2 separate regions of the Mus musculus genome follow, and region 2 is linked to region 1. A link is a loop called in an ENCODE intact Hi-C map of the cell type or tissue named here. Cell type or tissue: gastrocnemius. All regions are shown on one strand. Links, peaks and the distances in the headings refer to the core of each region. The heading gives the core; the rest is flanking DNA.

Region 1 (12,526 bases), core at 2,734-10,733:
CATCTGAGCCATGGTGTCTCTATGTGGCAAGTTTTATCATTCTTGGGTAGTGTGCTGGCTTGTGTAGTATGAAGAAATCAGGTTGTATATTAAGAACCAAGGCTGCATTTGAGGCAGGAGCTTAGCTGGTAGCCCTGTCTAGCCTGGAGCTCACTATGTGTCACAGGCGTGAGCCACCATGCTCAGCCCATGGATTTCATTTTTTTAATTACTCTTTGGTCTTTGTGGATTCAGAAAGCTTTTACTGTAGCCAGATTTCTCATGACCCCTACAGTCAATTTCATGACCCCATGAGGTTGTGACTCACAGTGTAAGTCACAGCAGAGCTGTGAACTCTTAGTCAGGACTACTGGGACCCAAACCTTATGATTTTATTCCATCCTATTTTTAATATTTATTCATTTCTTTGTTTTACATATATTGCAGGAGTGTATGTATGCACATCGTGTGTGTGGGAGCCAGCAGAGGTCAGAAAAGGAGTTGGATCCTCGGAAACTGAAGATCCAGGTGATTGTGAGCTGCCTATCGCTAGGAACCAGACTTAGGTCTTCTGCAAGAGCAGCCAATGCTATTAACTGCTGAGCCATCTCTCCAATCCTGTGTTATTTGGATGGAGTCTGAAGAGTATCTGAAAATTTGCATCTGTGAGAGACTCTCGGGTGATACTGTTAGTCTCTGAGCATGCTCTAGAACCCACTGGAGGGTTAGAGATAGCACAGGAGTTATGTGCTTGCTATGAAAAAATCATGACCAGAGACCCCATCCTCAAATGAGAATGGCAGCTGGGGGCTGGAAAGATGGCTCAGTGGTTAAGAGCACTGACTGCTCTTCCAGAGGTCTGGAGTTCAATTCCCATCAACCACATGGTGGCTCATCTGTAATGGGATCTGATGCACTCTTCTGGTGTGTGTCTGAAGGCAGCTATAGCACTCATATACATAAAATAAATAAATAAATCTTAAACGAGAGGGGGGGCGGAATGGCAGCCTTCCTGTATTTCCAGCCTTGGAAATGTGGAGACAGAGTCCCCAGAGCAAGCTGGTTAATGATATTAGCCATATCCGAGAACTCTAGATTTGAGTGAGAGACAATGACCCATTGAATAAGGTGAAAGAGCAATTGAGGATAATTTCACAGCCTAACACACACACTCATGCACATACAATCACGCATATACACTCACACACACATTCACATACTCTCTCACACACTCACACATATACACACATACATACATTCATGCATACATACATACACTCACACACACATACACACTCATTCTCTCTCTCTCTCTCTCTCTCTCTCTCTCTCTCTCACACACACACACACACACACACACACACAGGACTGAGAGGTTAAAAAATAAATTAACAGTGCTTCCCTAATGAGTCAGCACAACCGGAAGTCAATCCTTTGACTTACTGTTCTAATTTCACAGCAGGGATGAAATCCACTCTAGCTCCTGAAGAATTGTAACATAGACACACATAGTTGCAAACACACACACTCATAAAAAGAGCTTTTTAGAAACATCAAGTTATGTTTTTTAATCTTTCTGAAATTCATACCATTGTAGTTTTAAATAGAAAACATGAAAGTTAAATTTGGTTCGAGGAGTAAGCCAACATTACACATATCTACTTTTAGAATGTGAAGTAATAACCCTCAAGGCATTAAGAGAGTTTGTGGCTATTTGCCCAACACTGATATTAAAGAGAGCACAAATCTAGACTTACTATTTGGGCTTTACCATCCTGTCAGTTGTCATCTGATTTCTGCTTTTATTGGTCCCACCTCAAGTTGTTCCGCATCGCCTCTTCTTTGCTGCTTTGTCTCTGCTACAGATTTTAAAATCCATAATAGATAGGAAACAAAACTAACAAAACTAAACTCATTGAAGGCCTGGATGCCCCGCCCAGAGATCAAGTGTGGACAAGGGGCTGGTTTTTCTAATTTCATATCTGACAAACTGCCAGCTGGTGCTCCCGGTGCTGGGCCAGGGACCTCACTAAGAATGAATGGAATTTCCCGATGAGTCTCTTCACAGGCGGTATCTTCTTCCTTCATCCACATTCTCCCCTCAGTGGGTGTAGTTCGGAGGTTTCCATGTCTACCTTCACTCAATTCTCCCAGCTTTTTACTACTTCCTTCTAAACACATTTCAAATTCTGCAATTATCCAGGTAATCAGTTAGGGCTGTAGTCTCCACCCTGACAGACAAGCAGGCCATTAACTTATTAGATGAGTAAATAGTAAAAATAGTAACTATCCAGCCCAGAGCAGCAGATCCCACCTGAAATTCCCTCATCTGGGAGGTGGAAACAGGGAGACCAGGAGCTCAGGGTTATCCACACCTACAGAGGAAGTTTGAGGCCAGCCTGAACTACAGGAGAGCCTGTCTCAAAACAAACAAACAAAAACAGCGCAGAGCAAAAAGGGTGTGTAAATACTCGTCAGTGATTAAACACTGCCTATAAATCAAATACAATTCAGATACATTTCATTTTTTATCTTATTTAACTTTCACATTTGTACATCTAGAAATGAAGAGCTCAGGCATGTTCTAAGTTGGAACGAGGGTAAATGGTCTCACTCCTCCAAGGTCATGTTTGCTAAGTGGTGTAGCTGAGTTTCAAGTAGAGCCAAACTATTATTTCACTAGTCTATGACTACTGTCCCACTGAAAGCAAGATGAACAGTGAGGTGTAAGGGAATATGGCAATCTGTGGTTAATTTAAAACAAACAAACAAACAAACAAAGCAAGCAAACAAATAAACAGCCCACAACAAACATACTGGCACCCACCTGCCAGTTCTTCTTAGAACCATTTTCAACCCATTGTCTCTGGTAGCCAACACTAATATTAGAGGAAGCATAAGTTACAAACCTGCATATATCTTTGCCTCATTTATTTGTGAATTTCATTTGCTCCAGCGCTCGGGAGGCAGAGGCAGGCAGATTTCTGAGTTCGAGGCCAGCCTGGTCTACAAAGTGAGTTCCAGGACAGCCAGGGCTACACAGAGAAACCCTGTCTCGAAAAACAAAAAAAAAAAAAGAAAGAAAGAAAGAAAGAAAGAAAGAAAGAAAGAAAGAAAGAAAGAAAGAAAGAAAGAAAGAAAGAAAGAAAGAGAGAGAGAAATATCAATCTAAAGAGACCCGGGAAGATGGCCTAGTGGTTAAGAGCACCCGCTGCCCTTCCAGAAGACCTGGGTTTGGTTCCAAGCAGCCACATGGTAGATCACAAACCCAGTTTCAGGGGATCCAGCTTTCTCCTCTAACCTCCCTTGGCATGAGGTGTACACACACGCACACACACACACACACACACACACACACACACACATGTGTGCGCACGTGCACAAGCAGAACATCCATACAAGTCATGTATGGATGTTTAAAAAACAAGTCATTTTTTAAAAAGCCAACTAAGGAAGCAGAACATCTGATGGAATTTAGAAAGACGAGTAGGTAAAATTGAAAAGGGTAGACATACAATAGAACTGAGCAGCTCTTCTCTACCTTATCCAATACCACCGGTTCATAGACTGGGGCAATTACACACACACACACACACACACACACACACACACCACACACCACACACCACACACCACACACCACACACCACACACCACACACCACACACACATACACACACACGCACGCACGCACGCACGCTGACATCTGCGCCATGTTTGTATTTTTGGTAGTCACAACTTAGAGGTGTTACCAACATTTTGTAGATAGAGTCCATGGACGATGCTAAGCATTCCGTAAAGCGTAGGATACCCAGCCTTCTCTACAGGAAATACTATGCAGCCCCCAATGTCAATGGTGCTTCGATAAAGAAGTCCTGTTTGAGTTAATAAACACAGGTAAAGGAGTTAGGGGTTTATACTTCCTGCAGATGCACATGTGCGCCACCTCTCTTGTCACGTTGGGAAAAGAAAGCCAAGACCTAGAGATAACCAAAGTCTGGCTTGGCTGTTTCCCGGTGCCCACACACAGACTTCGGAGGTCACATCTGGCTACTGTACCCTTGTTTCCTTCAGCTCAGGACACCTGAAGAAGCATCTGCTACCCACAAATCCTGTCTCCGCTAGGCTTTTGGCTGGCTTTCTCGGTTTGTCTCCAACCCAGGAAAGACAAAAGACATTTACAAGAAACGGAAAAGTGCATTGGAAAGAGCTGGCCAACATCAACCAGCAAAACTCCTGCCCCTGCCCTCAGCAGCGGCCCCACCTTCAGCAGGACCCGCCCACAGCAGCCAGACTGGTTTTCACTGCTGGCAGTCCCTGTTCTCAGAACCTTTTTGTCCTTGGTTTTAAATGACCTCATCCTCGACGTGCAGAATCTAGAACAGCACAGCTGTCACTAGCTGGCATCTCCTTAGAATTGTAGCGTCTCAGCCCCACCCCTTGACTCAAATCTCTTCATTTTACCAAGATCTTCGAGTGATTCAGAGGCAAAGCTCACTGATAGGGTTTATGAGTCAAGATAAAACTTCAAAGTGGGCAGCTGAAGACAGAAGCAAAGTTAATCATGTAACATGATATACAGTTTCTCTAAGAGATGTAGGCTGTGGATGGTAGCCTGCACTGTAGAAATGTAAAGGAATGTGTAGAAAAGGGGGGTGTAAATGTCATGTAAAAAGACACTTTTAAATGTTCCAAAGGGGTTCACTGTACCCAGCAGCTGAACAGCAACATAAGAGATGAGGTCTGTCTCTATAGCCCAGGATGACCTTGAACTTACAGCAATCCCCCAGCCTCAGCCTCTAAAAGGAACCATCACCTTAGCTTATTTTTTAAAATAGAAAACAAAAATGTTATCTCCCATTAAATGAGAAAAACTGATCTAATCAATATCCCCAATACAGCAATTCAAATATCAACTATCAATATCCCCAATATCAATTTTTATAAGAAAACAAAAAGTATATGTCTCACAATGTAGTCTGGGCTGCCCTAAAACTAGCTATACTAGGCTGGCCTCAAACTCATAAAGAGCTGCCTACCTCTGCTTCCTGAGTGCTGTGATTAGAGGCATGTACTACCAAGCCTGCCTAATACACACACACACACACACAGAGAGAGAGAGAGAGAGAGAGAGAGAGAGAGAGAGAGAGAGAGAGAGAGAGAGAGAGAGAGATTATTTTTAAAATAACTTAGGAAACAAGTTAAGGTAGATGACGCAGTTCCAACTTCAGGTTCACTTTCAGCGCATCCAAATTGGCTTGGTTTGATTCATCCAACAAACATCAGTGCCCTGGTTTATGCAGAGTTACAAACTGCAAGGAATGTAGCCACCCACACAGCAGCCAGTGTAGAATAGAAGCTTTGGGCTTTAGGATTGCAGCTAAGAAGGAAGGGAGAAAGGAAAGGAAAGGAAAGGAAAGGAAAGGAAAGGAAAAAGAAAGAAAGAAAGAAAGAAAGAAAGAAAGAAAGAAAGAAAGAAAGAAAGAAAGAAGAAGAAGGAGGAAGGGAGGGAGGGAGAGAGAGAAAGAAGAAGGAGGAGGAGGGGAGGGAGGGAGGGAGGGAGAAAGGAAGGAAGGAAGGAAGGAAGGAAGGAAGGAAGGAAAGAAGGAGGAAGACAAGCAGATAGAAAGATAAGATTCCGGGTCAGGTCTTGATTCTGGACTCACAGTCCAGAACACAGGCTCAGCTTGACTTGAGTACTTACTGACCTAGCCATGGCTCATGGTGAAACATTTTGTTTATTTCTGAGGCGGAGTCTTGCTATGTAGCTGTATCTCAAACCTTGAACTCGAAATCCCCCTGCATCTGCTTCCCAAATGCGGGACTTACAGGCCAGCACCACACATGGCTCTGGTAAAGGCTTCACAGAATAATGTCACCCGGTCTTGCCATCCCATTTGTGACTCAACAGCTCTCTCTGGCCTTCTCAAAAGGAGCAAGTTCCAGTTCCTAAGGCTCCCAGAGTTCTGACGCATATCTAGAAACAGCCACTAGAGGCTGCCCTTGGTTCCCTCACCCAGGACCTAGAAGGCCTGTACATGTCTGGGGGAGGGCTTTGTTCAACCCTGAACACTCTGTTCTGTCCTAACATCCCCACACTCTTCTGGGAGAAATCAACCAACAGGGAAATAAAACAGAGGTTTCTAGAAGCTGCCCCACCTACAAAAGGAGTTCAAAGGCCATTGAACTTTCAAGCTCAGGGAACATTCTGAGCTGTGGGGGGAGGACTCAAGTGTCGGGAGCAGAACTGACTCCTGAAATATGTCTGGAGAAATGTGAGCCAGTAAATCACAGTCCTGCCCAGGGTGGGGACCTAGGCACTTGTCTAAGGAAGGGAAATGGCCTGGCAATGTTAGTGAGCCACCCCACACCCCACCCCACCCTCCCACACTCACAGCTTAGGGCCCATCTTCCCTGATTTCAAAACTTGGACTAACAACTGTTTAAAAGCTTGACCAAGGAAAGCTGATAACAGTAGCAGAGTCAGGATGATTCTTTGATGTGAATTATAAACAGATCATGCAGTCACACAATCACATTATTCAAAACTCAAAAGAATATAGACAGAGGAGAAGCTGGGGAGATGACTCCACCATTAAGAGCGTTTGTAACTCCTGTAGAGGACCTGGTTTCATACAGGGGACCCACAAGGTGACTCACAGATATTAGTAACTCTAGTTCCAAGAGGATCTGATGGCTCCTTCTGGATTCTTTCAGTACTATATACACATGGAGAACAGACATACATGCAGGTAAAACAGAAAATTAGAAAAAAATAAAAATGAGTGTGGAATTATAACCAATAACAAGACTTCTGCCCCACTCATCCCCCAAACCTCCATCTTTCTCCATGTTCTGTCTCCACATACTGTGGTAACCACCATCGTTTCTACCTCACTGTATTATTTTTAGTGTGCTATTTTCTCTCAGACAGGCTCTAATGTAACCTCAAACTGGCCTCGTACCTGCTATGTGGCTGAGGATGATCTTTAACATCTGACCTTCCTGCCTCCACCTACCTAAGTGCTAGGATTTTAAGCCTGCATGGCAGGGCCCCATTTATACACTTACTGAGCCCAGGGCTTCAGACAGGCACTACTTCCTCAGGCTCCTCTTAGCATCCCTTCATGCATGGAGTTAACATAATACATATTCTTTTTTTCCCTCCATACCATACATGTTCCAGATTTTACTCTATTCCCATGATAAAATATTTCAAAGTATTTTTTTTTCACCAGCACATAAATGGCTTCCTCATTCTTTGCATCTCACAGCTGCACAGTGTCCCATTGTATAAAATAAAGCAATTTAATTAGGCTGCCTTCTATTGGTGGAAATCAGGCTGTTTCCCACTTTTGGCGTCTCTAAACAATGCGGCAGGAACTTCATACTCACATCCTTTTTCATGAGCCAGAGCCAGAGTCCTGCATCTAACTAACTCTACTTCATGTTCCTTGTGCTCTCAAGCCAAGGGAAGACCAAATAGAGAGGAGGTTTAACCAATAAAAGCTCCCATCTCCTCCGGTCCACTTTCCTTCCCTAGCTATAAAGTCTGTTTCTATCTCAAACAGTCACAGACACCGCGGAAAAAGAGCTCCTTCCAATTTCTCTCTCTCTATGACTGCTTCACTCTATTCCTTAAATACTGTGTGACTCCAACTGGGCTGAGCTCAAGATGAAATCTAAAGGTGGTCTGTGTAGAATGGGATTTCTGCTACCCTTTTGATCACACTGTTTTCTCCATGCCTTAGAGAAGTCCAAATCTTGCATCCTGGGCCAGCTAGTTTTATGTCACCTTGATACAAGACAGAGTCAACAGAGAGGAGGGAGCCTCAATTGAGAAAAATGTTCCTGTAAGATTGGGCTGCAGGCAAGTCTCTAGAGCACTTTCTTACTAAGAGATTTGATAGGGAATGACCCAGCATCATCACGGGTGATCCACCCTGGGCTAGTGATCCTGGGTTCTATAAGAAAGCAGGCTGAGCAAGCCATGAGAAGCAAGCCAGTAAGCAGCACCCCTCCACGGCCTTTGCACAAGCTCCTGCCTCCAAGTTCCTGCCTTATTTGAGTTCCTGACTTATTTGAGTTCCTTCCTTATTTGAGTTCCTGCCCTGCTCCCTTCAGTGATGGACTATGAATGTGGAAGCCTAAGCCAAATAAACCCTTTCTTCTCCAACCTACCTTTGGTCATGGTCATAACAATAATAGCCCAAACTAAGACACCTATCACAGCCTAGCACAAACCTGGATTTCAGTCTAGACCTTGAAGAAGACCCAGAGAAACTACCTGCTACTTCAGAATCCAGCATCTTCCACCATCTTTGGCTGTAATCTAAGGACTGGTACGTGAACAGAGGCAACACCAGACAGACCAAAGAAAGTCTACTTGCTGAGAGATGTCAAAGCTGTCACCCAGGTTCTCATTCTCAACAGCTATAGACATGTTGTTAATTCTTTTTATAAATAGTCTCAGGTTCACCTCTCAAGGTATCTTTTTTGTTTGCTTGTTTGTTTTAGTTCCCCAAAGTAGGAATCAGAATTAAGAGAGTCTTCAAAAGACAAAAACAAAACCAAGAGAGGGCATGTTGGTTTAAGTCATGGGATTCAGACAATCAGCTGCAGCCTTTGCCGAGAGGGTGTGTCCTTCTATTTTAGAGATGTTTCTTTAACTGCATACCATTGATTTCCTGGGTGAATGGCATAAGGCTAGGTAGGCACTCTTGCCTAAAGGAGATGCAGGGCCATACCAAGTGTGTCGAATACAGCGAGGGGCACAAACCCAAAGTTGTCTGAGGTATAATACAGCTAGCGAGCTATGCCTGGGTCTCCTTGAGAGAAGCATGTGGTGGGGAGAGAGGAGAACCAGGCTTGGATTCCTTGAGGACATGGCACTGAAGCCTTACAGAACCCTCAGGCAGAGGAGGTCAAGAGCAAAGGCCCAGTTGGGGGCACTAGGACCAAAAAGTAAGTCCAATTAACCACCTGGGGTAAGGGGTGATGAATATAGTAAGCTACTAGCTCCCAGAGAGCAAGACTTAAAGGGGAAAGTTGAAACAGAATTGAATTAGATCTCATAGTCCTTGCATATTAGCCATTCCTCTGATCTTACCTTAATTAGACTCTGATCTTAGCTTAATAAGTTCACCCTGACCCTCTTCAACAATTGGAGCGATGTTTCAGCAGAGTTCCCAACAAAGCCTTCCTCAACCGACTCAGCCCTTTGGTCTTATCTGTGACCTATGACCGTGTTCTACTAATCACAACAGAGGCTTAAGCTGCCTCTTAAAATCCACCAGCCTTGCACTACTTTCCAATGATTCCTGTGTCTTGCCCTCTAGTTACTGGCTGGGGAAGGCTAGGCCATAGCTCTCTTGATCCCAAATGTACTGGTTGGATTTTGTCAACCCGTCACAAACCTAGACATATCTAGAAAGAGGGGATCTTAATTAACAAAATGCCCCTATAAGATTGGCCTATAGGCATGTCTATGGTGCATTTTCTTAATTAGTGGTTAATGTGGAAGTTCCCAGCTAACCTCTGGGCTGGTGGTCCTGGGTTATATAAGAAAGTAGGCCAAGCAAGCCATGAGGAGCAAGCCAGTAAGCAGCACGCCTCCATGACTTCTGCATCAGCTCCTGCTTCCAGGTTCCTGCCTTGAGTACTTTCCTTGACTTCCCTCAGTGAAGGAGTATGAAACCTGAGAATTGTGCAGAGGATGAGACAGCCTGAATCTCACACAGCCAACACCTCACAGACAGAATATGCACTGAGGAGGGTTAAGCTCAGAGTCAAACCCCAGCCTCTCCATGCCTGAGCCTCACCCCTTACATCACGCCGAGCATGGTCTCAGTTTATTCAAATCTCACCTAGGGCCAAGTTCTTTATATCCTTTGTTCGAGCTATAGCAGGACTGAGCCATGTGCTTAAATGTCAGAATTTTTTAAACCTGCCACTCTCTTTCTGCCCCAAATAAAATAAAGGGAAATAAGCCCTTTCTTCCCCAAATTGCTTTTGATCATGGTATTTTATCAAAGCAATAGAAACCCTAAATAAGATACCATAAGGGTAGCCCCTTCCCCCTAAGAATGGAGACACAGCAAGACCTTGTTTCAAAGGAAGTTCTTTGACTGTCTGATAATGCTCTCAAAACCTACTCAAATTTCATACTAACCAATGAAATTCAAGTGCCTTACTTCTGCTACCTGCTCTTCTTATAATGACTTCAAACCTCACATTCCTCATCTGTAAAGTGAACAGAAAATAAAACATAAAATAAATATTTGCCTCCACAAAGTGATCGGATTAAAGCACTTGTCATATCATGAGCACACAATGAATGTGTGTTTCCTTCCTCTACGCAGCAATGTCTTTACTAAAAATGACTCTAAGGGCAGTAAGATGGTTCGATGGATAGAGGTGTTTACTACCAAGCTGAACAACCTGAATTTGGTCCCCAGGACCGAAATGGTAGAAGGAGAGAACCAACTCCTGCAAGTTGTCCTCTGACCCCCACACATGTATGTGCATATGTATACACACACACAAATACACACACACACAAAATGTAGTAAAAATGATCGTATTTTCAAATTTCCTAAAAATCAAAGACTTAATAAAATGTTGGGTTTTTTAATAAAAATGTTTAGGATATTAGCCCCAAACCTAGGATACCCAAGATATAAGATACAATTTGCTAAACACATGAAACTCAAGAAGAATGAAGACTGAAGTGTGGACACTATGCCCCTCCTTAGAATTGGGAACAAAACACCCATGGAAGGAGTTACAGAGACAAAGTTTGGAGCTGAGATGAAAGGATGGACCATGTAGAGACTGCCATATCCAGGGATCCACCCCATAATCAGCATCCAAACGCTGACACCATTGCATACACTAGCAAGATTTTATCGAAAGGACCCAGATGTAGCTGTCTCTTGTGAGACTATGCCGGGGCCTAGCAAACACAGAAGTGGATGCTCACAGTCAGCTAATGGATGGATCACAGGGCTCCCAATGGAGGAGCTAGAGAAAGAACCCAAGGAGCTAAAGGGATCTGCAACCCTATAGGTGGAACAACATTATGAACTAACCAGTACCCCGGAGCTCTTGACTCTAGCTGCATATGTATCAAAAGATGGCCTAGTCGGCCATCACTGGAAAGAGAGGCCCATTGGACATGCAAAATTTATATGCCCCAGTACAGGGGAACGCCAGGGCCAAAAAGGGGGAGTGGGTGGGTAGGGGAGTGGGGGTGGGTGGGTATGGGGGACTTTTGGTATAGCATTGGAAATGTAAATGAGCTAAATACCTAATAAAAAATGGAAAAAATAAATGTTTAATAAAATGTTTTTACAAATACAGAAGACAGTTAAATTGTATTATGTCTTACTTTTATGAGAATAAATATACACATCATACAGAGAGAGAGAGAGAGAGAGAGAGAGAGAGAGAGAGAGAGCACCTGGAGGGGAGTGGTTCTGGAAATTGACTCCAAGTTGTATAGGTTAAGCACAGACTCTATTACTAAGTTCCACTCTCACTCCTGAGCTCTGTATGTCTTAAATACAGCTGTGGATATAAGGAACAGAATACATGAATGCAAGCTAAGGGCCTATTTCCTATTCTGGACTCTGCCCACTCAGTGTTCCCTCCCCTACACCATGAAATCACCAGGAAAGGAAAGAGATGCCTGAGCTCCCAGCTCCTGTCCAATTTTAGCTCTAGGTGTTGGGGTCATGTGGAAGTGGCAGGTTTCTGAAATGCTGACATGCCGACACTTTAAGCACTTGGCTCAGCCCTGTTATAGCTCAAAGAATATATATAAAGAACTTGGCCCTAGGTGAGATTTCAATAAACAGACGATGCTCAGTGTGATGTAAGGGGGGGAGGCTCAGCTTCACCCTCCTCTACAGTATGACCTTGGGCACGGAGGAATAATGTCTTGCCACTGTACACTCCATCCATGAGATGCAGGCCATGTGAGATGCAGGTCCTTTCATCCTTAATACAACGTGGTGTGGTACTCCACAGATGGCCAATCCCCTCTCCTCCATGGGGACCTGTTTCTTCCACTTGGCATCTGTAGAGATGCCCAGATCAACATCACAACAACCCTAGCTGACCACCTAGTTACTTGTTGGAAATGCTCTTCCCTAGGTGGTTTTTGGTTTGCATTTTTCAGGATCTGTGATAGAATTATCTCCAGATTCTGAAGGCCATATTTGCCCAGGCAGAGCAGAAGGAAGAGTTTTGAGCTCCTACATGATATTATGTCATCTGGTGTCCATCACATAGCCCAGGGCAGTGTGTCACCCCATCATACTCTCTCTCCCATCAACCTTTCATGTCCCAACAAAGGCAGGCTCTAACCTTTCTAAGAAAATCTTATCTCCAACTGGGACTGAGTCCTTTTCATACCCAGGCCTGGGGCTCTGAGTGTCTGTTTTCTACCCTTCTGTCTCCACTTTCTCTTGAACTTCTTGTGGGCATTTCCTTCTCTTTTCAGTGACTTCTTGGAATCTTCCTTTGCTTTGTGCTTTTCTTTGCT
Region 2 (12,526 bases), core at 1,750-9,749, 320 kb after region 1:
GTTGGATCCTTAGAGATCCACATGACAGAAAGAGCTCGTCCTCTGCCCTTCACACACGTGCCATAATGTACCCAGCATAAATAGGTTTAACTGTGATTTTTAAATGTTTGGAAATAAAACAAGGGCAGAGGAGTTGGCTCTTCTGAGTCTTTTTTGTGAAGACTTGAGTTGAATCTTGAGAGCCCTTATTAATCCAGGTGTGGTATCATGACCTATCTATCACCCAAGGGATTATGGGAAATGACTGGAAGCAGGAGAATCCCCGGAAGCTTGTGGGCAATCGCAAACAACAAAGAGCCCTGTCTCAAACAAGGCAGCTCACTCGTGTTCTCTCCCTCCCTCTTTCCCTTCATTCCTTCCACTTCCCTCCCCTCCATCTCTCCTCACCCTCTCTTACACACACACACTCTCACGCACACACATGGAAAGTAATTCAACAAAGGTCATGTTCACAGATATTTTAAATTTCTATATATTCTCAAAATATATAATATATATATATATATATACATCATATATATCATATATGTATAAATGTATAGTAATGTCTACAGATAGCATATTATTATATAAAATATATACTATAACTCAAAATTCTGTGACACATTTTGGTCAAGGTTGTTCATATTAGAAAGAACTATTTTTTCCATACAGAGAAACCCTGTTTCGGAAAAAAAAACAAAAAAAAAGAAAGTACTATTTTTTAAAGAATTACATAAAACTCACACACACACACACACAAAATGACCCACCAAACATTTTCTTTCATTTCATAATTTTCCACGTTTTATTAGTAAATTTAGATGCTCAGTTAACACCAATCATTGAGACTGGCGTGGCGGATACTAGGATAATATGCACTTAGTCTTACGGATGTTCTAGACAGACTCAGTGTCTTTGCCAGCTCCAGCAGACTTCTTGTCCCTGCTTTAAATCTACCCACATCATTGCTCCATCTTACATCACAGACAGCATCTAGAGGATCATAACAGAAAGGATCAGGGATTGTTATTACCCCAGTAAGCAACCAAGGTCCAGAAATACATTTTCCGTTTGCAGTCACCCCACATCAGCAACCTAGGGAGGAGTTCGGTGGTTTAGCTACAGCTACTACTGTGCTCTAGAAGTAGTAGTGGAAGAGTTTAATCATTTGATGGTTGCAGCAAAGTTTGTGTATACCCATGTACGGCTTGCTTCTTTGGGGGGTGGGGGGGAGTTGTAGGAGTAGAGGCTTAAAAGCAATGGAACAGTATGTAATCGTCTTTCCACAAGCATGAAGGTAACTGCCTGATCCTCCTGACTTCTGACAGACAGGGCCTGCTATGCATATTTGTATTATAAAACCCCATCTATTATCTTTGCAGGAAGCGGGAGATATGAGTAATCCAGGGACTCAGAATCCTTTGTCTTTTCCCTTCACCCTTCCACCCTCCCTCCTCCCAGCTCATGTTCAGGATCTTCCCAGGATTCTCAGGAAATGTAGCATCCCTGCAGTTAGTCACCTACCTCCTGGGAAACCACTGTGCTTTTAGAAGACAGTGGCTTTTCTTTTTGTTTAATAAAAACCCATTTTGTCTGACCACTGGGTAGGTCTTAATAACCCAGACAGCTGCTCTCTCAGGCTCTGGCTTGTGATTTAGAAGGATCAAGTATAGGACATGACAGAGATGATGTATGTTGATGGTTTGCAGTGACTTACTCCTGACATCTGCACATCCGAGTATCCATCTACTTGCAAATACTAATAGTTTGGTAGGATGGACTTTTCAGTGAAGTCATCTTCACTGAGACCACAAGATTACCCTGGACCAGTCTGTCAGAACACACAACAATTGCCTGAAGAAAAGATCCTTTCTTGATCAACAAGACCACTTTATGTGCAGTTTGCTGTGGAATAACACAGAAGTGTTCATGATAATGGCCACAAAAACTGGTGGGTGGTACAGCATCTGTGTGCTCTCACAGTCTGCTTCTATGTTTAACAGAAAGCCTAAACCTCTGCTTGGGAATGTTTCAAAGTAAATGAATTTAGCAGAAATGTTAGGGGGACTTTTTTTCCCTTGGTCCAAACTGTACTCCTGGTTTAGGGTTAGTGGAGAAATAAATGTCTTTGCAGTTCTTCATTCTGTACCATGTAAAGCTATCTGTGGATAATCAACTGTTCTCTCTGGCTGCCACAAATAGTTTATTTTGTGGAAAGCTCAGTGGAGTCCTTCAGATTAAAGAATTTGTTACATTCAAAGTTTTGAATCTTGCCAGCGGTTTTATTTTGTTTGCATTTAACAGATGTAAAACGACATTGAGACTATTGTTGGTTTGTATTCTGTTGTGTTGGCATCTTCTGGGTGCTTTTGTGGTGAGTTATTTCTGTTGACCAAGACAGTAAACACCAGACTGACTGGACCCTAAGTAGGAAACATTAGTTAGACCTGCATGATGGTTGGGTTTTCCTTTGGATTTCTTCAGAAGCAGCAGCTCAGTAACTGGATGGTTTCTGAATTTAGAACCAGTCCGTTGCTTCTGTGAGATAGGAAACACAAACAATTGCCTAAAGAAAAGATCCTTTTATTTAGAAGAAAAGAAAGTAAGTAGTTTGAGCAATAAAGTCCATTCTCTATCAACAAGAACACTTTGTTTCTCTCTGTTTACCAAGGTTCTTTCAAAAACTGCTGTGAGGAGCAGTTAGCCAAAGTGGCTTAGCTCTTTTCTGTGGCTTTTCTCTCATTCTGAACATCAGCACTGTGGTTATTAACACTGGCTACTAAGAACGTCTCACATGGTTTTTGCATACAAGTACTATCAGTCCAGACCAGACAGCGCCTAAAAGTCCCCAGTGATTTTAAACAAGAAGTTGCAGAAAGAATCCTGGAACATGTGTTTCTGAGTTGCTGTTAGTTCCATGGGTTGGTTGGATTTTGTGTGGTTGGTTGGTTTGGCTTTGTTTCTGGGGGGTGTTTCTTTTCTTGTTGTTAGAATTAGAGTTTTCCATTTTCCCATAGGAGGAAAATGTTTCTATTTGTTCTTAACGGCCATGTGTCCTTAAAAAGGATCAATTTTTTTTCCACATAGATTTTTGCTGCTAGTAGACAAAACAATGCACTAAAGTGCTTTAATGTTCCTTTCTTCAAAAGTCTGGCTGCATATGACAGTTTTCCTGCTGAAAAAGAAAATGCGTAATATATAATGTTTCCCCGGAGATCTATCATGGATGATATGACAAAAAAAAATCATTCCCAGGCATGCAAATTTGTTCCATTTTCTTTTGTTAAATGTTCTCATGTAAGAGAAGATAGGGAGGGAGGGAGGGAGGGAGGGAGGGAGGGAGGGAGGGAGGCAGATAAATGGATGGGTGGATGCAAGCTGAGCTATTGGCTTTTAATTTCATAGAAATATGATTAAGGGTCAGCTCTAAGCCTGTGAACCACTGTACTTTGTGACTTTTTGAAGAATTTTGAAATAATGAAATCATCCCACTTACTGCTCTTAGGCACTGTTTTAAATATAAAGAAGGCCAAATCAGCTTTTTCTTTGTTATGAACATTTGATAAATGTTGAAGTTTGTTTTAAAAAAAGAAAGAAAAGGAAAAGGTGTAGCATAGATTTAAGCACAGCCATTGAGAGAAAAGTACTTAGAGGCAAAGGGCAGTCTGCAGCCAAGTGTGGGCTCCAGCTTCTCTGAAGAGCCCTGGCAAGTTTTCTTTCGTCTTCCTAACAACACAGTATGGTTTGTGGCAGTGTACTTAAAAATATACTAGACATGCCTTCGTGTCTTATATTTTTAATTGTCTATTTTAAAACAGATAGTACAGTTGTAAATCCCATGACTTTGGCTGCTGTCTGTGGCGCTAACCATTACTAATTCACTCACACCTAGCACTAAAACCGTTGTCCTATGTGTTGTGTCTAGGACCACTTGGTGACAAATTTAGTGTTTTTCCAGTAGATACTTCAGTGTGGTTAACAGATAGCCATGTGAACTGCTTATCACTACGACTTGTGGCTGTAATCCTGGGCATAATAAAAATTTCAGCTAGGTTGTAGGTTTGATGACAGTTAACTGAAACCGTGAATCTCTGTGAAAAGTTCTACTGGAAGCACATTCAGGATGCTATTTCTACTTTTGTGTCTCATGAAGTAGAATTGTTCTTAAATCTCAAACAGTGGTCTAAGAACATGAGAACTGCCAATGTCTCTTCAAAAGTACCATTCCCCTCACCCCTAAAAAGCAGCACTACTTAACCTTCTGAGGGTTGTTGAATCTAGAAGGAAAGGAGCAGGAGGGAACAGCTTGGAAGCAGTTTTGGTCAGGACTGTTTTTGTTTGTCACATTTACAGATCAGAATTAGTGCCAAGTTCTCAAACCTATATCCTCTCTTATTGCCCGCCCAACAAGCCCTGGATATGATAGAGTCAGAGTAAAACAAAAGAAAGGATGCATTTCGTAACTGTGATACTGAAATTAGCATTTCAGTATAATGGATGGCAAATATGGTAAATTACTATTTTCAAATGATAAGGGAATCTAAGGAGCTTTTGGGGGTAATACAGTTTGATACACTGGTGGTTTTCTAAGTAAGAGCTATTAATACAATATTATACATGGATAATATAATAGCAGTAGGAACTTTTTGGACCTCAACTTAAAATGTAAAAATATAGCTCAGTGATAGAGTGATTGCCTATATTGTATGAGGCACTAGGTTTGACCTCCATCGACACAGTGAAGGAAGGGAGGGAGGAAGGAAGAAAGGGTGTGTAACATTTTGACACAGTACTTCATCCTTCATTTTTAAAGAAATACACCTTTACAGTTAAAATTGAATTTGTTTCCCTATGTCAGTCTTCCTTCTTCCCTCCAAGTAAGCGTTGATGTCATCTGTGGCTCACAGTTCCCTCATATGAACAAAACTGGGTAGTAGTGGTTGGTTTGCTGTTGCTGTGCATCTCACTTTGCAGTTTGCTTTATTCTCCCCAGTGTTCTATTGTAGAGAACGGAAGTACTGAGCACATAGATGTAGATACTGGCATTTAGCTCATCTGTGGTACTGTCTTTCACACATACTTCAAGCTGTTCTGCTGCTTAGGATACGGGGCTATTTCCACTTTGACTCAGACAGAGCCACAAGGGCATCCTTGCGTCCTTGTGTATGGCACTAGTCTCAGTGCTAATTCATAAAAGTGACACACACTGAACCTCACTAGATGTTGTTAAATGACTTTCCAAAGTAATTGCATCGATTTCAGATGATGAGTTTCTACATTGCCATGTCTTCACAGTACTTAAAATGAGGGTGTGGTGCCTTTTGTCCGGTAGACTTGGAAACCAAAGCACAAGGAGAAGGGACTTATTCGGGGCTCATGGTGGTAACCAGAATTAGACTTAAATTAAATTTGGTTTGCCTGCCATGTGTCCTAGTCTCTTTTACATGTCAATAAGTTGACACAGCAACTCTCATATGTAGTCATGAAGATTATGTCAGGGCGTTTGGCTTAGACAAATAGACTGTGGGTCTATATATACATAGATATTTGAATAGACAATCATGATCCATGTACTGCACCAGAGAGTACAAGATCCTCAGAACAGGAGAAAAACCTCACAAAATCCCAGTGCTGTGTGACTGCTAGTGTTCAGAAAGGGATCTGTGAACCAAGCAGATATTGCAGTAACAACTGCTTCAGAAGAAATGGGGAAGGCCTTCAGATCTAGGTATCTGGCAGTCTCCTTCACAGTGGCAAGTTTCTCTTACCCCACAGTCCATAAGTCCAAGCCTTTAAGTCCAAAAGCATCTTGACCTTGTTGGCTAGAACAAGGTCTGTGGTACTCCCTGAAGCAACCGTACCTAGTGAACTGCTGTCTGATTTCCTGAGTGAGCCTTTCCCAGGAGACACACGCCTCTTCAGCTGTCCCCAAAGACAGATCTTTTGCTTGTTTGTGCTTTGCCTCTGGCCTCTTGGCACAGCCTGTTTTTATGACTTCATTGCAGCAGGAAGAGCTGATGACCTTTCGGAGGCCCAGAGTGCATGGTTTTTACATCAGTGGCCCTTGTAGGCCACGGGAATAGAAAACTAAAAATACTTTGAGATGAAATGTGTCATTGGTAAATTTGAATCTGGTTTGTCTCAGGAACTCTCCCATGTTCTCCTGAGTCAGGCTTCTCAGGGGTGTTTTGGGAGATTTGTAGTTAACCTTTCTTACATGGCTTCTCACTCAGGGAGTTGGGTACAAAAGCTCGGGATATTTGAGACCTCAGGATATTTCTTTTATCTTTTGAAATTATAATGATGTCATTTCCTTCTTCACTTTCCAACCTCCTAACTCTTTCACATACTTTTCCTCTTTCAAGTTCATGCCCTCTTTTTCTCAATAATTGTTCTTAGAAGTACTTGCATGATGTGTGCATGCTCTTAGATATATAAGTGTAGCCTGCTCAGGAATGTTACTTGTATGTATGCCTTCATGGTTGACTATTTGATATTAGTTAACCAGTCAACGTGCTCTTCCTTAGTTCTCAGCATTCCTTAGTTGCCTGTAGCTTTTTGTGTAGGGTTGAATCTTCCATGGTCTTTCCCTGTCCACATTAGCTTGTGTATTGTTTTTGTCCTTGTTCAGCATATATCTAGAAAGTCATGTTGGTGAGATTTTTATGGGTATATCTTCTGACATCCTAGGGAACACAATCTCATGGCAAATTCCCTGATCTTCAGACTATTAGAATCTTTCACCTCGTCTTGGGCAATGTTCCTTTGCCTTAGGTGTGGGAGTTGTTTTGTAAATGTATCCACTGGAACTGAGCTCCACAGCTCTGTATTTTGGCTGGTTATAGTTTTCTGTGATGAGCTCTGTCTCTTGCAAAGAGGAGTTTCCTTGATGAGGGGTAAGGACTACACTGATACCTATGAGTGTAAAGACAAATACTTAAAATATAGGAATTTTGCTGGTTTTAGTAAAATGGTGGTTGTAGATTCTCCCTCAAGATCCATGACTTCAGTAGCCATAATTGCCTAGGTTTCCACCTTGGTGAGTAGCTCTTAAGTCCAAATAGTGAACTGTTGGTTACTCCTACTGTCTTGTGTGTCACTAATGTACCCATAGGGTTATCATACTATGCTGGTTCATAAGCACCATAGCTTGGTAGGACTGTTGGTTGTTTTCTTCCTTTGGATGCTTGCATGGTTTCTTCAGATACCTCCTCTTGAAAAAGGAGATTTACATGTTAGTTCAGCTCAAGGCTTTCTGGGCCCTGTAGACATCTAGATGGAAGACATTTAAATTTTAGTGTTGACAGCCTCTCAGGCTTCCTGTCTAATAAATTCCTGACTTCTTCTTTTGGTTAATCACAAATACATCTGTTTCCTAGTAAAGAACTATAAAATGTGCTTTGGTTACTGGTACTGTGGGGTGGGTGGGTGTGTGTATGTGTGTGTGTGTGGGTGTGTGTGTGTGTGTGTGTGTGTGTGTGTGTGTGCACTCCTGCACATATGCTCTGTCACCTCCTTGCAGCAGTAGTGAGTAGCAGAGTCCAGGGTCTATCAGTTTCTTGTTGTGACCTTCCTTATGCTTCCTTTCCAGGCTGTGGTGCTTTTGTCCACAAAGGCTGCAGAGAAAATCTAGCCTCCTGTGCAAAGGTCAAAATGAAGGTAAGATAGTTCTAGCTGTTAGAATACTCAAGATCCATGGGCTTAAAAATACCAAAATCAGCTGGTCATGGTGGTTGCACACTTTTAATCACAGCACTTGGGAGACAGAGGCAGACAGATATCTATATGTAAGGTGAGCCTGGTCTACAGAGTGAGTTCCAGAACAGCCAGGGCTACCCAGAGAAACCCTGTCTCAAAAATCAAAGCAAAAAAAAAAAAAAAAAAAAAAAAAAAGTAAAATCTCCACATGTTAGAATTTAGATTGTAGTGGGTATTTTTTATTTGTTTTAATCATTTGGTGACAAATTTGAAAACAAATTAATCTAAACATAGTTGCTTATTAAAATGATCAATCACCTTCTTGATTAATACACTCAAGAATTTGAGACATTGAATAAAGAAAATGCTGAGCCAGAGACCAATCTTATAATCCCAGGACTTGGGAGACTGAGGAGTTCCTTGGTTTGATGTTAGCCAATTTGTCAGTGAAACCCTGTCTCCACAGAATTTTTAAGTAAAATGAGTGCTTTTTAGAAATGTCATGTGTTGGCCATTTCTCTGTGTTTCTGTTTAAGTGATTGACTTAACTAGCTGTACACACATCCTCTGCTACTGGAATCCCTCGTTTCCCCATCTAGAAGCATGAGGGCAACAGGTGGAAATCAGAGGCGTTTGATGTGTGATGGGGAGAGGGAGGGATCTCCTCCAGTTAGAACCAACCTATCTGGTTTTTTCTCCAAAGGTACATAATAGATAGCAGAGATGATACAATGAAAGAATGGCAAGTACCAATATTGGTGCCGTATGAGCGTGAAACCATGCCTTTTGGATAGCCTATGTGACTATGTCACTATTGTCAGCCATACATAAAGTGTACTTCTTCCTCAGAATACGGGTATGTCTACACAGATGCCCATCAGTAACCACGTTACTTATCACAGTGGTCTCAGTCTTGAGTGTTTATCAGCATCTCAAGGATCTTACTTAAAGAAATTTGCTGCTATAGCCCTTCTCCCAAAAGGTTTCCAATTCTGGAGTGGGCTGAGGAGTTCGCTTTGCTGAGGAGTTCCCAAATGATACTGATCATCCTCAGACCCCACTCCGGGCCATGCTGGACTAGTATGAAAATAGCTAACCTCTGTGCCTGGGTCTTCTCAGCTCAGTGATGGATATTTTGACTCACGCTGTACTTTAAAATTTTAGTTTATGAAAAGACTTAAAAATAATACCAATTCGATTTCTCTTTTCTCTCCCAAAACTGGAAGCTTCTCCAACCCTCAGCTCCTGGGTGCTGCTACCTGTGACCCAGCACTCTAGCTCCCCTCAGCCTGCTTGCTTTCCATTGTTCCATAGTGTTCAAAATCCTCTGGGACCATATTTTTCTGTCTTTTTTTTTTTAAAGATTTGTACCTTGCCCCCGCTAGAACATAGGCAGGCAGGCAGGAATCTCTGATGGATTAGTATAGTAGACTTGAGTATCTCGAATAGTGTCCGGTATGCGATAGAGTCTTAAAATTGGAAAGACTGGATAGCAGAGAACAGTCAGTGGGTGCTCGGTGGCTGCTGTTGAAATGGGAAATGCATCCCAGATGTCCACTCGTTCTAGCATCTCCCTACTGCTTCTGTCACTCACCATCTGTCCATGCACTCAATCTGTGGTGTTCACTGTCTGATAAGACTGTATGCATGGGGTTCTGTAGGACAGTGGCAGAGAGTGGCATCTCTTTTGTATATCATTATAATCTATATGGAGGCATTTTCAGTTGGAAGTGATCTACTTCCTCTTAGAGATCTGTTTCACAGTAAATGCTTCACTTTGTAATTTGTCAAAAGTATTTTTGTGCGTGTTCTCACAAAATATTACTAAAATTAGCATCCTACCTAAGATTGTAACACTTTACAAAGGCTAGTCATCAAAGAAACAGAAATGAACAGGGCACAGATAATGATCTCTTTACTAACTGACAGTACATTGGAGATACAGACAGGTAATTTCTACAAGCCAGAAAAAACTCTGCAGACAGCTTTGGTATCTGTAGCAAAGAGAGAGTACTTAGATCATCTGAAAATGGATTAATGCTTTGCCTACACAGATGACCAACAAACATTCCTGGGATGGGTCTGGGGATACACCTAGCCGCTTATCTGCAGCTCTTGGTGAGCGCAAAGGATAGCTAGTGGAGCGGGCCTGACCCAGCACAGTGTTCTCTTTTGACTCCAGGCTTCTGGAGACTTGATGGAAGATGAGTTTTCAGTGTGATCTGCATCTCTTTACCTTCTTTTCTCTTTAGCAGCCAAAAGGGAGCCTCCAGGCCCACGATACATCATCGCTGCCCACAGTCATCATGAGAAACAAGTGTAAGTAGCTTCAGCTCTCAGACGTGTACTCAGATGTTGTATTCCAGACTTGATGCTTTTGCTTGCTTGTCATTCTTAATCAGGATTGTTGAGGATAGCCTACGCTACCTAGCAAGAGCCTAGACCTATTTTGTAATGCACTAGGCCACTAGCTTCTGCCACATTTAATGACCAACAACTTGCATTACACCATCGAATCCTTCTTGAAGGTATCTGCCAGAGTGTGTGCATCAGCTGAGAGGTGGACTGGAGTTCATATGTGTGAGCAAGTTACTCGTGTGCAACTCAGTCTCCTCTTCAGCACCAAAGAAAATGGTTGATTTTAGTACCCCAGAGCAGTGTGACTCAAATGAGATATTACTGGTTAAACTTAATATAGCCCAGGAAGTTACATAAATGATTCTTTTGTTGTTTTCTTTCCCAGGGTTCTCAAATGTTACACAAAACTGAGTAAATTATATTCTGTCATTCACACTTTTAAAACCTGTCTGGGGCCTAGGAAAGTAACTCAGGCAAGTACAGCTATCTGCTTCCAAGCCTGACTAGCTGGGCTCATCCCTAGGACCAACATGGCAGAAGAGAACCAGCGTCCACAAGTCGTCACACACACACGTACATTTCAATTTAAAACACTATTTTGGCTTGGATAAGAGAGCTGAGAAAATAAAAGAGTTTGCCTCCAAGCCGGCAAAGTGAGTATAGTCACTAGAACCTGTATGATAAAGGAGAAAACCTGCTCCTACCGGTTGTCCTCGGGCTTCCATGTGAACTCTGTGGCACGTCTGTGGACACGTGCATACAGAGTACATTTTAAATCTAAAAACAAGGCAAAACTGATCTTTACCATCTTGTAAAGATTTCCCTTTAGGTTGGCAGCATTTTTCTTTCATTCCCCATTCTCTTATTTCTGTGTAGTATATTAAGGCATGGCCTTCTGACCTGCTGTAGTTATAGTCAAGTATATCTTTGGGAAAAAAGCTGCTATATTTATAGTCATGTATATCTTTGAAAAACTGTTGATTTGTACATTGATACATTAGATTATGACATTGTGCACTAAATGATGCCTTACGCTTCTATATTATTTCTTCACTCTGTCATTTTCAGAGTTATTGTAGGCTGTTGTTTCAGGCTGTTGCATGCTATACTTCATGAGCATACATTGTGTTTTAATTACTTCCAGCTACTACCATAAATAATGCAGCGGTACTTATTTATGAGTTGACTTCATGGGAACCTCTGTGACACATTAACCAAAGCAGTGCTTTCAGCATCTAGCGGGAGAGTCAGTACATGTACAGATTCTGAGACCTCCACCTAGGCCTGTGAGTCAGACACTGTGGCAGAGCCGTGTGGCATGTGTTTTATAGACCCTCCAGGTGATTTTGATGCCCACTCAAGCCTGGCAGCACTGCCTTGTGCCTTCTTTCTCTTACATGGTTCCTGGCCAGTCTGTCTGCCCACAAGGAGTGAGTTCCCGTTAGCTACATTAAGTCTGGTTCCCACCCATCCTTGAATGGAGACGGCTTCTAGACTGACACCCACTGCAGTCTGTCATCCAGCTTCCTCAGACAGTTTTCAGCCTTTAAACGTTTTTCTCTGCTATTACCAACTGTTTCAAAAGCATGTTTTCTTTCTCATAAGATAAAACAACTTTTTAAAATATCTTTTGCAAGCAAGGTCCCTTATATGGATTGCCTCTGACCCTCACAGATAACTGTTTATAGTTTATGTTGATAATACTCTGTAGAGGATTGGGTTTTATTATAAGATATCTGTATATATAATATACTTTTAAGAACAGTCCCCCATTAGTGTTTATCTCCATCCTTCAACCTTGTTTCACCTTCTCCATCTTTAATAGCTCCCATTTTGCCTTCGACTTTAATTCCCCTTTTTAATTCCATATGTGTAAACATGTAAGGCTGATTTTGTAGAATTATCTTACAAAACATATGAATCCCAATCCCAGCCGTTTCCCTTCAAATAAAAAAGAAAAGTGGGCTGGAGAGATGGCTCAGTGCTTAAGAGCACTGGCTGCTCTTCCAAAGGTTCTGAGTTCAAATCCCAGCAACTACATGGTGGCTCACAACCATCTGTAATGACATTTGACGCCCTCTTCTGATGTGTCTGAAGGTAGCTACAATGTACTTACATATAATAAATAAATAAAGATCTTTAAAAAAAAAAAGAGTACAACTTCTGGAGCTACAAGATGGCTCAGTATGTAAAGTGCTTCTTGGACAATCATGGAGACCCAAGTTTGGGTTTGGACATGGTGGCATATGTATGTAATCCTAGGTCTGGGGAACAGAACAGGCTAATACCAGAGCTTGCTAGCTCTTCCAGACTAGCCAAATGGTAAACTACAGGTTCAATGATAAGCACTCTCAAAAAAATAAAATAAAATTAGAGGAGCTACTGAGAAAGACATCTCAACATGGACTGTCATAGGCAAGCACACATATACACACAAAAGCACAGTTGTGCATTCAAATTGCATGTTTGTGTCTTCTGTAGCCTTTTT

The links. Peaks named below come from ENCODE experiments on the same cell type or tissue, not always from the same donor. Only the 100,000 strongest peaks of a DNase experiment are listed, where the experiment ranks them.
Region 2: it touches region 1 in a loop (2.1-fold over the local background); 4 of 42 quality-filtered maps call a loop at or near these places.

What each region holds. Positions count from the first base shown.
Region 1 is chr7:75,393,394-75,405,919 of GRCm38, forward strand. No RefSeq gene overlaps it. Among named protein-coding and RNA genes, the nearest start is that of Gm46017, 38 kb to the right of the region's middle. In gastrocnemius, for the core only: a CTCF peak has its summit at 5,970; a DNase peak (open chromatin) is centred at 5,961; H3K27ac peaks cover 2,941 bases.
Region 2 is chr7:75,710,197-75,722,722 of GRCm38, forward strand. Akap13 (A kinase (PRKA) anchor protein 13) reads left to right here. Exons shown (of 37, transcript NM_029332.1): 18 at 7,574-7,641; 19 at 9,933-9,999. Among named protein-coding and RNA genes, the nearest start is that of AU020206, 66 kb to the right of the region's middle. In gastrocnemius, for the core only: no CTCF peak of the experiment used is centred there; no DNase peak of the experiment used is centred there; H3K4me3 peaks cover 385 bases; H3K27ac peaks cover 6,001 bases.